2 separate regions of the Homo sapiens genome follow, and region 2 is linked to region 1. The links are chromatin loops, found by intact Hi-C in ENCODE. Cell type or tissue: sigmoid colon. All regions are shown on one strand. Links, peaks and the distances in the headings refer to the core of each region. The heading gives the core; the rest is flanking DNA.

The links. Hi-C counts contacts between places; a loop is a spot of excess contacts. Peaks named below come from ENCODE experiments on the same cell type or tissue, not always from the same donor. Only the 100,000 strongest peaks of a DNase experiment are listed, where the experiment ranks them.
Region 2: a loop joins it to region 1, with 6 times the contacts of the local background. A loop is called at or near these places in 1 of 110 quality-filtered maps.

The regions. Positions count from the first base shown.
Region 1 is chr10:113,354,582-113,359,754 of GRCh38, forward strand. No RefSeq gene overlaps it. Among named protein-coding and RNA genes, the nearest start is that of HABP2, 200 kb to the right of the region's middle. RefSeq lists an enhancer at 3,809-4,573. In sigmoid colon, for the core only: no CTCF peak of the experiment used is centred there; DNase peaks (open chromatin) are centred at 2,470, 2,940 and 3,556.
Region 2 is chr10:113,184,406-113,189,578 of GRCh38, forward strand. No RefSeq gene overlaps it. Among named protein-coding and RNA genes, the nearest start is that of SNORA87, 140 kb to the left of the region's middle. In sigmoid colon, for the core only: no CTCF peak of the experiment used is centred there; DNase peaks (open chromatin) are centred at 2,836 and 3,286.

The DNA of each region.
Region 1 (5,173 bases), core at 638-4,637:
ATGAAGACTGACTTAAACCAAATGCACACCTTTGCTTGACTGATGCAGAGATACGGGGGTTAGAGCAACCTGGGAGGCTCCATGCCTGTGTGGGCGCACAGCTGCCTGCTGACTGTTTCCAGTCCCCCTTCTGACGGTTCCCCATAGGCTGGAGAAATCCACTCAAAGCAGGGTGTGCTCTCCGATGGAAATCCAGCCTTGTTCTTCCACTCAAGTACTATAGGGGAAAGCAGAGAAGGGAAGGGAAAGACACATAGAAAGTTTCAGCATATGAGTAGCATTTGCAATGTAATCTATGTGTTCTGAGCCAAGTTACTGTACACACTCTGGGGAGAATTAAAAATAAATGACGAAACATTTTGAAACATGGCTTATACCTAATTAATCATGGAACTTAAGGAACAAAGAATGCATTTCTTCAAAATTTTCAGCATTTTCTCTATTAAGTGGAGGAGGTGGGGGAGGGGAGGGAAAATCTCCATGCCCTGTAATGGATACACTGTGCACTTCATTTGGGGGAAAGAATCTCTTAATCTTCTTTGGCCTCCTGCAACCTCTGAATCCTTACATCTTTAATACTTCATGTTGAGCATTTTCATATTAAAGGAACTGAAAGTTTCCAGATCATGAAATATTCCTTAGCTTTTTGTCTCTTGATCCCTTAGCCTAAACAATACCGGTTTTGGAGATTATGAGATCACCAGGCATTTCTTAAGTACCCATGATATTGTGCCCTGGGATTCCCGTGTCCTTTTTCTATGCCGCCGCCACCCAGAGACATCTGTGGGCACGTCCCGCTTTGAAGGCAAAGCTTTTGTACTATGTCCATGTTACTCCACATGCCCTCCGACTCAGGAGCCTTGATTTCCTCATTTGTAAAATGGGGATAATAATAGATAGCTCATTGATTTAATGTGAATGTTAAATAAAATAATGACACAAAAGAACTTAGCCTAGTGCCTAGAACATAACCACTCAATAATGGAGTGTGTGACTGAATTTTCCGAATTCGTTTTTCATTCTCTTCCTATCCATGGATTTGACTGAGTCCCATCTTGCAAGGCCATCCAAGGCACTTCTTTAGAGCCCTGTCTCACCAGTAACAGAGGTGGGAGTCAAAGATGACTTTGCACTTAGTAGCCAATGTCTTCACTGCTCCTATGGGAAGCCAGAGTTTTACTCTTTCCCCTGAATTTTCCCACAGTCATTCCATGAGCTAGTTATGGACACAACTTAAGGGGAACTGGAGATGTGTGTGTGTGTTCATTCCAAACAGTGTCACTGATTGACAGCATGGCTTTGGATAAGCTGATCAGGTTGCTTTGATGCAGATTCTCCACCCCCACCCCACACCTTTGTTGAAAAAGAACCAAAAAATAATACATACTGTATTAAATTATTAAAGGGGTTGTAAGTAAAACCTGAAGCCTGAACTCCTTCCTTCCCCAGTCCCATGTAAAGATTGAGAAGGAAGAAGATACTGGAGTCTGGGGTTCAGTGGTAGGACTCAAGTGCCAATGGAGGTGGTGCCAGGGGCAGCATCATAACTGGATTGTGCCCAAGGTCTGGTGTCAGCTATGTTCTTTGCCCTCTAACCTCCCTTGGTTCCAGCTCATTTTTCATCTCAGCTCTCCAGCATTTCTTCAGACTCTGTAAGCTGCCCACATCTTCCCTATATATTCCTTTTCTGCTTAACTGTCACTGTTACTTTGCTTGCAAACAAAAACCTAGACTGAGAAAAAAAAAATAAGATCTTCTCAGCACCTACTGTGAGCCAACTACTTTGCAGGTTGAGGAACTGAGACACGGAGAGTTAAGGTGACGTGCCTAGGTCACCAAACCTGTTAGAGGTGGTACTGTGATCTGAACCCCCATCTGTCTACATTTCCATTGGGTTTTCTCAGCAAAAAGATACTCTTGAAAAGTAAACCTCCAGTCCATAACCACCCACATCTGCATTGAACTTGCCTCATAGCTAGGGCCTTTGGAGGGTTATAGTTGCGACCCAGACACATTTTCTTCCCCCACTCCCGCCTTAACTTGGTGATTGGCTGTTGTAAATTGCATCGAAAGTGATACGCCTTTCAGTGCTGAGAACCATCATGGGTCTGTGCCTATGATGTAAGGGGGAAAGGGATCCAAACAGTCGAGCAACATGAGTTTGTGTCTTTTGTAACAACTGTGCATTGCTTGTGTGTGCTGCTAATTATTCCTGATTCACATGCCCTCAGTTGATGCTTTTGGAAATTAAATGGGCATGCCTTGTATGGTGTGGAGAGAGAGGCTTGCTCATTTTCTCTCCTTTCACACACTGCCCTTATGCCTGCTGTTGCTCCAACAAGTGGCATCATCCTTAGTTCCTGACATCCCAACATGGGCAGTCAGATGTTGCTGTCTGCTTTCAGAATTACAAACCCACCCACTTGTACTTCTTTGCAGGAGTGAGGTAGCTTGCCAAAGAACGGGAAGTCACCAGAGTGAACATCGTGGAGCCATTGACACCATGTTCTGTTTCTTAACCAAGGAGGAGGCTAGCCACTCTCTGGGCACCTAACTTGCAACAGCTCCCCTGGAGATAGACCCACATAAAACCATTTTATTCTTGACATCACTCCAGCATTTCTGCAGAGCATCAGTCTGGACAGAACTTGGTATTCTTGCTTCTTTTCCACTGACTTTTTAAGAAGCCAGTTATTGAAGATCCAGGGTAATAAAAGCAGCTTGAACTTCATTACCCTCTCTCCAGCATTAGATACTGAAGGCCACGGTGAGTGATACTGTGTATAAAATACGAAGCAGAGAATTAAATGCAACTTGATGGTACATGTTGTACCTTAATGAAAACAAAGGCTCAGGAACACTATTTGTGAACGTGTTACCCAATAAAGTGTTAGCAATGGAGCTCATAAAGCTGCCAGCCAGATTTAACCATTGTGTGGAGCTCTGTTCAGTTGGGCTGGGCAGAGAGAGTGAGGTCTGTTCCCTTTATCACAGTCACTGGAGGTTTTTATTTAAAACACATGGAAGAAAGACACTTGGGTTTGGCACCAAAATGTCTTGTGGTAAAGGAAAAAAAATTAGAAATATCCAAAAGTACTTAAAAAAAAACTAGGGGGAAAAAAAAACATATGTGAAGAAATTAAGATGGGCTGACATAGGGTGCCGCGTTAGCCGTTTAAAGTGATGGCGAAAGCAGAGAGCAACGGGCTTTCTCCACGGCAGCTGATAGACACGAGCAATTGAGCAGTTCATACCCTCTCTGTTGTCCCTGTCACAAGATTTGTAGGTCATTCTCAGCCAGCCATGGGGGCTAAAGGGCACAGGTTGCGACCTGCTGATTTACCAAAGTATGATCAACTCACACAAATTATAGGCGTAAGAGAGGCCTGACAACTTCAATATGATGCGCAATGAGCACAATTATTTGTGACATGTGAAACCAGTGTGAGACCGTAATTCTGTCACTGCATGACAAGGCATTATTAGCCGGGGCAGGCAGCGGCTTGAACCAGGAGCAGCTGGAGGAGAGGCAGGGAAAGAGAGAGGGCTCCATAGGGGAAGGCCCGTGACGGGCTTTCTCTCCCAGAGTGGCAAATAGCAATGGCCCCTTTGTGGAATGTGGAGCCGCTCAGGAGGATGAAGTCGCCCTATTGCTATCTGGTCTGTTGGATAATAAAGGAGCGTTTGGTGGGAAGGGCAGAGGGGAAAGCACACCCTGTGGGCCTGGGGCTGTGCACAACCAAGGTGTCTTCGTTGAAATCGGGCGTGGTATTTTTCATGAGGCCAACTGAGGTGTTGTTTCTAGTGGGCCAGATGAGGTGGAGTCAGGAGGACAGGGAAGGACAGAGTTTCTCTTGCTGAGCAAATGCCTCTGCTCCACCAGGCTTCCCTCCTGTCACGTCCTGCCTGGAACGTGCAGTCTGACTGCTGAGTGCAGGAGGAGGCAGAACTCAGGTCCCCTGGGTTTTCCCCTGTCCTTAGAGATCTTGCTCCCTGTACCATAGTGGCTGGGCAGCTCAAGGAAAGTGCAGGTATACACTTCCCTTCTGGTGATGGCCATAGATGTTTCTGCCTAAGGGTATAGGACAGGTGGGTGGCTGTTCCCAGCAACTGGACCCAAGTAAGGCAGAGCTTCCTCAGGCTGAGCATGGAAGTCATGGGACAGCTGGGCTGCCAACGAAGCTTTCTGCAAAGGGAGAATCTGGCCCGTGTTCTGCAGGGTCTCCTGCGGAGGGTAGCAGCTACATTTTGGGCCTTCCTGGCTCAGTGACTTTAAGCCTTGTGTTGAGTAGTGGATGGCCCTGTGACATGCCTTCATACGGTCAATCAGTGTTCCCTGAGCACCTACTGGGCATCAACCACTGCCCAAACCACAGAGGATCTGAATGCGAAATGCCTCTGTCTGCCTATGAGAGCTCTCTGTCAATGAGGGAAGATAAGACAAAAACAAATAATTAGAATACGTTATGTGAACAGGTGCATGCATAGGAGTCATGGCTGTACAGGGAAGGCATGGCTGACTTTCTCATATCATTCAAGTGTCTATTCAAATACCCCGTGCAGAAAGGGCCATTTTGACCACACCATCTAAAATAGGTCTTCTCCCTCTCAGCCTTTACCTCCCTACTCTTCTTCACTTTCATTGAATTTCTGAAGGCCTGAACCAAGAGCATGTAAACCAAGCATAATTAGCAGCACATACAAATAATACAGGGTGGCTACACAGAGACTGTTGTCAGCAGAAGTCAGTACTTGACATTATATTATTTTTTTTGATTATTTATTATTCCTCTTATTGCAACGTAAGCTTCAAGAGGGTGGGGACTTTGCCCTGCTCCCCTCAGAATCCCAATTGCCTCTGCAGTGGTGTCCATAAAGTACTTGCTCAATAAACATGTGTTGAATACAGGAATGGCAAACTTTGTTTTAGGTGTTCTTGCTTTTACATACATTGACCCGTTAAATCTTCCCAGCAACCTGAGGCAAGTCGGTTATCTATTGTTGCATAACAAATCATCCCAGAGACTAAGGCTTAAAATAACAGTATTTATTATTTCTTACAATTCTGTGGTTTGGCTGGGATTCAGCTGGGCCAGTTCTTCTGCTGGTCTTGCTTAGGGTCTTTCATGAGGCTGCATTTAGTTTAGAGTTTGGTCAAGCCTTGATGTTCAAA
Region 2 (5,173 bases), core at 523-4,522, 170 kb before region 1:
GTCCAAGCTGGGTCGCCTGTGTCACAAGAGGAGTTTTTCAGGGAGAAGCACACAAAACACACATTGTCGTGGTCGCACACAGAGACATAAATTTAGGAACATGCTCACCCTTCGCCTGAACATAGTTAGCTCTGATAATGAGGAACAATGAGCCGGAATGAAGTCTCCTGGATCGAGTAGCAAGAACATTGACACTTGCTTATGCTCCCATAAAAGTGGCTTCCCTCCTCTTCCTCCTGCCATCCCTCCCCCAGGGCCAAATGACCCTCCACCACACACTGCTCTCCTTCCACACCTTTGCTTGGTGGAAGCATAGAAAGGACACGGAGCCAACAGGAGGCAGAGGACCTCTGTGGCTTTCCTGGCTCTTCCATATTGGAGAAGAATCCATTTTGGCATCTGAAGTCCGTGTAGGGGAAAGTTCAATATAGGATGCGTGTTGCCTGATGGACAAGGTGTGCAAATATGGATTCTCAAGATGGCAGTGGAAAATTGAGACAGGAGAAGGGGAGGCAGAAAGGTGAACTAGCCAAACAGAAGGCTCTGGAATCAGGCTGCCTGGCTTCAATCTGGTTCTACTACTTCTGCTACATTTAGCTGTGGGGTCATGGTGAATTGTTTCATTCCTAAGTGCCTCCCTTTCGTCTTCTGTTAGATGGGCTAGTACCAGCTCACAGACTTGGCAGCAAGATGAAATGTCTATCAACCACAAAGCACATAGAAAGTACTCAGTATGTGTTGACTGCTATTGAACCAATTCCCTGAGATAAAAAAGAAAGCAGTTGATAAGACTGTGACGACCTAAAACTGTAGGTCCTGTGATTCTCATTTAATTTTCTCGTTCATTCTTGAGATGGTGAAATGATACCCTTCTCACAGAGGGAAACCAGGGTCTAGGAAGAGTGAATGACGTATCCAAGGTGACACAGCAAATAGTGACAGGTGAAGGAATGTGACCAGGTCCCCCAACTTCAGGGGATCTGGCCCTGCAATTCTCAAGCATGGCAGAGTCAGTGGCCTGAGTATTAGAGTAAGGATGACTGTATTTTCAGACAACTTAGAAATATTGGTAGCAACAGGGGTTAAAAGAAAAATGATTTGAAAACTTCAGTTAATTAAAAAAAAAAGAAGCCAATTCCTCAGAACCTACCGTTTTCTACATCCTGGTGAGTCCAGATCTCTCGGTAATTGAGGCTCAGACCAGATGGTCTCCAGGGCAACCGGTATCGTTGTTCAGCACAGCGGTTAAAAAGCTGGGTCAAGAGTCAATCTTGATTCTGCCGTTGGACAAGTTACATCTCCTTGAACAGCTGACTTTTTTTAACGATTACAAAAATTAAGGTTTAATATGCATATAGAAATAGTCACCCTTTTTGGTGTACAGTTCTGCAAGTTTTGATGAACATATATAATGGCGGAAACATCATCACAATAAAAATATATAGGCCAAGTGCAGTGGTTCATGCCGGTAATCCCAACATTTTGGGAGGCCAAGGCAGGAGAATCCCTTGAGCCCGAGAGTTCGAGACCAGCCTGGGCAACATAGGGAAACCCTATCTCTACATAAAATTAATAAATAAGATAAAATTAGCTGGGCATGGTGATTCCAGCTACTTGGGAGGCTGCAGTAGGAGGATCACTTGAACCTGGGAGGTGAGCCATGATTTTGCCACAGCACTCCAGCCTGGGAGATATACATATACACAAACACACACACACACACACACACACTATATATATACACACACATATACATATTTATACATATACATATATATACATATATACACATACACATGTATATGTGTGTATGTGTATATATGTATATATATCTATACACATAAATATGAGTGTGTGTGTGTATGTGTGTATGCATATATACATATATAGAGAGAGAAAACATTCCCCAAAACCTCCTAAAATTCATTTCTGCCCTACCTCCAGCCCCTGGCAGCCATTGATCTGTTTTCAGACCTTATAGTTTTTCTTCACAAGGGTGTCATATAAATAGTCTTACAGTATGTGGTCTTTTGATTCTGTTTTCTTTTACTTAGCCTAATGCATTTGAGATTGCCCACATTTTTATGTATCAGTAGTGTGTTCCTTTTTATTGTTGAGTAATATTCTGTGGTGTTGAAGAACTAGTTTGTTTACCCATTCCTCAATTGAAGGACATTTGGGTTATTTTCAGTTTGGGGTGATTATGAATACAGCTACTGTAAGTATTTACATATGGGCTTCATTCCATTTAGATGAATACCTTGGAGTGGGCTTGATGGATTTTACCATCTGTGTCTGTTTGACTTTCTAAGAAACTGCCAAATTGTTTTTCAAAGTGGCTGTACCACTGTGTGTTCCCACCAGCAGTGTAAGAGAGTTCCAGTTGCTCTGTATCCTCATCAGCATTTAACATTATCCATTTTTAAAATTTTAGCCATTCTAATAGGATGTGAAACTTGGCTTTTAATCTATACAATGGGGACTGTAATTTCGTCTTCATGATATTCTTAGGCAAGGCAGCTGACATGTCCGTGTAAAGCACCGAGCATGGTGCCTGGTGTGCAAGGAAGGTTTGCCACATGCGAGCTGCATTATTTATTGTTCTGTCTAAGCCCAACATTCTTGCATGTGATAGATATTGTACATTATCCTTCTCCAAGTCCCCTTTTCTGCATGAAAACATTAGTGTGTATTGGTCCAGAATGCTACAGAGCTCTGTGAAGAGACCACTTTGTGTGTCTGTTTTAAAATCAGGCTCTGTTTTGTCTCCCTGGCTCTCTGCAAAGAGACGGAGCAATGGCTGCTGGCATCGGGCCAGGCCAGTCCCAGAGAGCTCTGAAGCCAGGCTTTGGTGAGCAGGCCGTCCGGGCAAGCCCTCCTGCCACAGCCTGAAGCCTGGGGGTTTTTCTTGGCCTCCTCCCACCCCTGCTGCTGGGCTTTCTTGCTGGCCTGCCCTGCCAGCACTGAGCTCCCAGCCAGAGGCACAGGGGCACTATACACACGGTTCCCTATTAAACACAGATCACCAAAAAAAAAAAAAAGCAAAACAGTGAAATGAATCAATCTCTGGGGGAGTTGGCCTTGGAGGTCTCGTGGAGGGAAACAAACCATACAAATGCTCCTTTCAAAGCCCAGCTGAGCTGTTGGCCTCGTCACAGTGGTCACTGCTGGAGGCTGGAGATGGTGACATTTATTCTCCCTTCCTGACAGCAGCCCCACAGAGCCGCGTTAATGTTCCAGGTAGCTCTGATACTCAGCAGCAGCCCAAGTTTCCAGGACTTTGGGCATTCTGGCAGCAAGCCCAAAGATATGACATGACAGGCTTAAATAATCCAGGCAGCGAACCTGAAGAAATATGGGGTGGACCCAAAGACATCAGGAGGCTGGCCCAGGCACGAGGCAGTGGGTCTAGGTAATGCAAATGGCAGGCTTAAAGAGAACAGGCTGCGGGCCCAAAGATACCAGACAGCGAATGTGCCTAAGGAAGCCAGGCAGTGAGCCTAAAGAAGTCCAGTGTCAGGAACAAAGAATGCAGGTGACAGGTCCAAAGTAGGGTTACATGGCACTGCTTCTATGGCACTTTTGCACAAATTAGAAAAAGTTGCCCCCTCTGAGCAAACATAGCTCTGCAAGTGCCCTGTTTTGATGGGCAGAACATTCCTGTAGTAGGACACATCATGTTTAACCCATGAGACAGCCATGGGTCCAAGGCCCTTACCTTCCCTGTCACTACCCTGGGTTTCTTTCCAAGTAGATTTTCACGGCCATCAGATGCACCTTACCTATGAGTTAAGCTCTGAGCAGGCCCTCCATGGATCACTGGGATTCTCTTTCAGAGACCATCATTTCATGGTCTCTGGGGGAAGAAGGCCTAACAGGAGGAAAGCTTGAGCTCCATGGGAAGGAGAGGCTGAGCCTGAAGTTCTAGTAGCACAGGGAGTGCTGTCAGCGAGAGAGCACCATTTCCAGCCTCCTTATTTGTCCCAGGAAGAACTGAGAACCAGGGATGGAAAAGACCTGGCAAGGACCACACCATCCCTTGCTGCCAGGTTGCTGAGGGAGACTGGGAGGGGCTGTTCGATTGGTCAGGGGGTTGGATGTGGTGCTACCGAGAACTGCTGATCTGAGGGCCAGCAAGCTACCTTTACCATTCAGGAAGATACAGGTGGATCTGGGAGGTTTTGGAGTAGGCGGCAGGGAAGCAAAACTACAAAAGAAAGACAAATTGACAACTTGAACCTCCCTTGCTTTGGCTCCTGGAACCTACGCTTTCTTAGTTTTCCTCCCACTTCTCTTGCTGTTCCTTCTCCGTCTCTTGGCTGGCTGCCTCCTCCTTTTGTAAACTTCCCAATATTGGAGTGCTGGGAGCTCTGTCCTGAACGATTTCCTCTACCTACACATTCTCTCTCTCCAGGCAATCTCATCTAGACCCATAGTGGTAAATGTCACCTCTTAGTCAATTTGGGCTGCTATAACAAATTACCATAGCCTGGGGGGCTTAAACAACAAATCTTTATTTCTCACAGTTCTGGAGGCTGACAGGTCCAAGATCAAGGTGCTAGCAGATTTGTGTCTGGTGAGGGCCCTCTTCCTGGTTTGCAAATGGTAATCTTGTATCCTAACATGGCAGAGAGCAGAGAGAGAAAACAAAAGACTTCTCATGACCTTCATAAGGGCATCAATCTCTCTCATGAGGGCTCCACCCTCATGACCATAATTAGGTCCCAAGGTCCTCACCTCCAAATATCACATTGAGGGTTGGAGTTTCAATGTATAAATTTTGGGAGGGAAACAAACATTAAACCCACAGCATTCTGCCTACACATTTTCTCTCTCCAGGTAATCTAAGTCAGACCCCTAACATTAAATGTTACCTAAGGTAGATGATCCCCAGATATGTGTACCCAATCCTGTTCTCCCCTAGAATTTCAGCCTGTGTATCCCACTGTGAAGTGACATTTTCCTTTAGAGATCTAACAGACAAATAGAAATTAACAGGGCCGAATAAATTGGATAATCTGTTTCAAGGCTTCTCTACTCTCCTCCTTACCTCATTGTAAAAGGCACTCCCATCCACTCAGTTCCTTGATTCCTCCTTCTCTCACCCTCATGTCCTCATATCTAATCCATTAGCACTTTCTATCAATTCTACCTTCTGAATGTGAGCATGTTC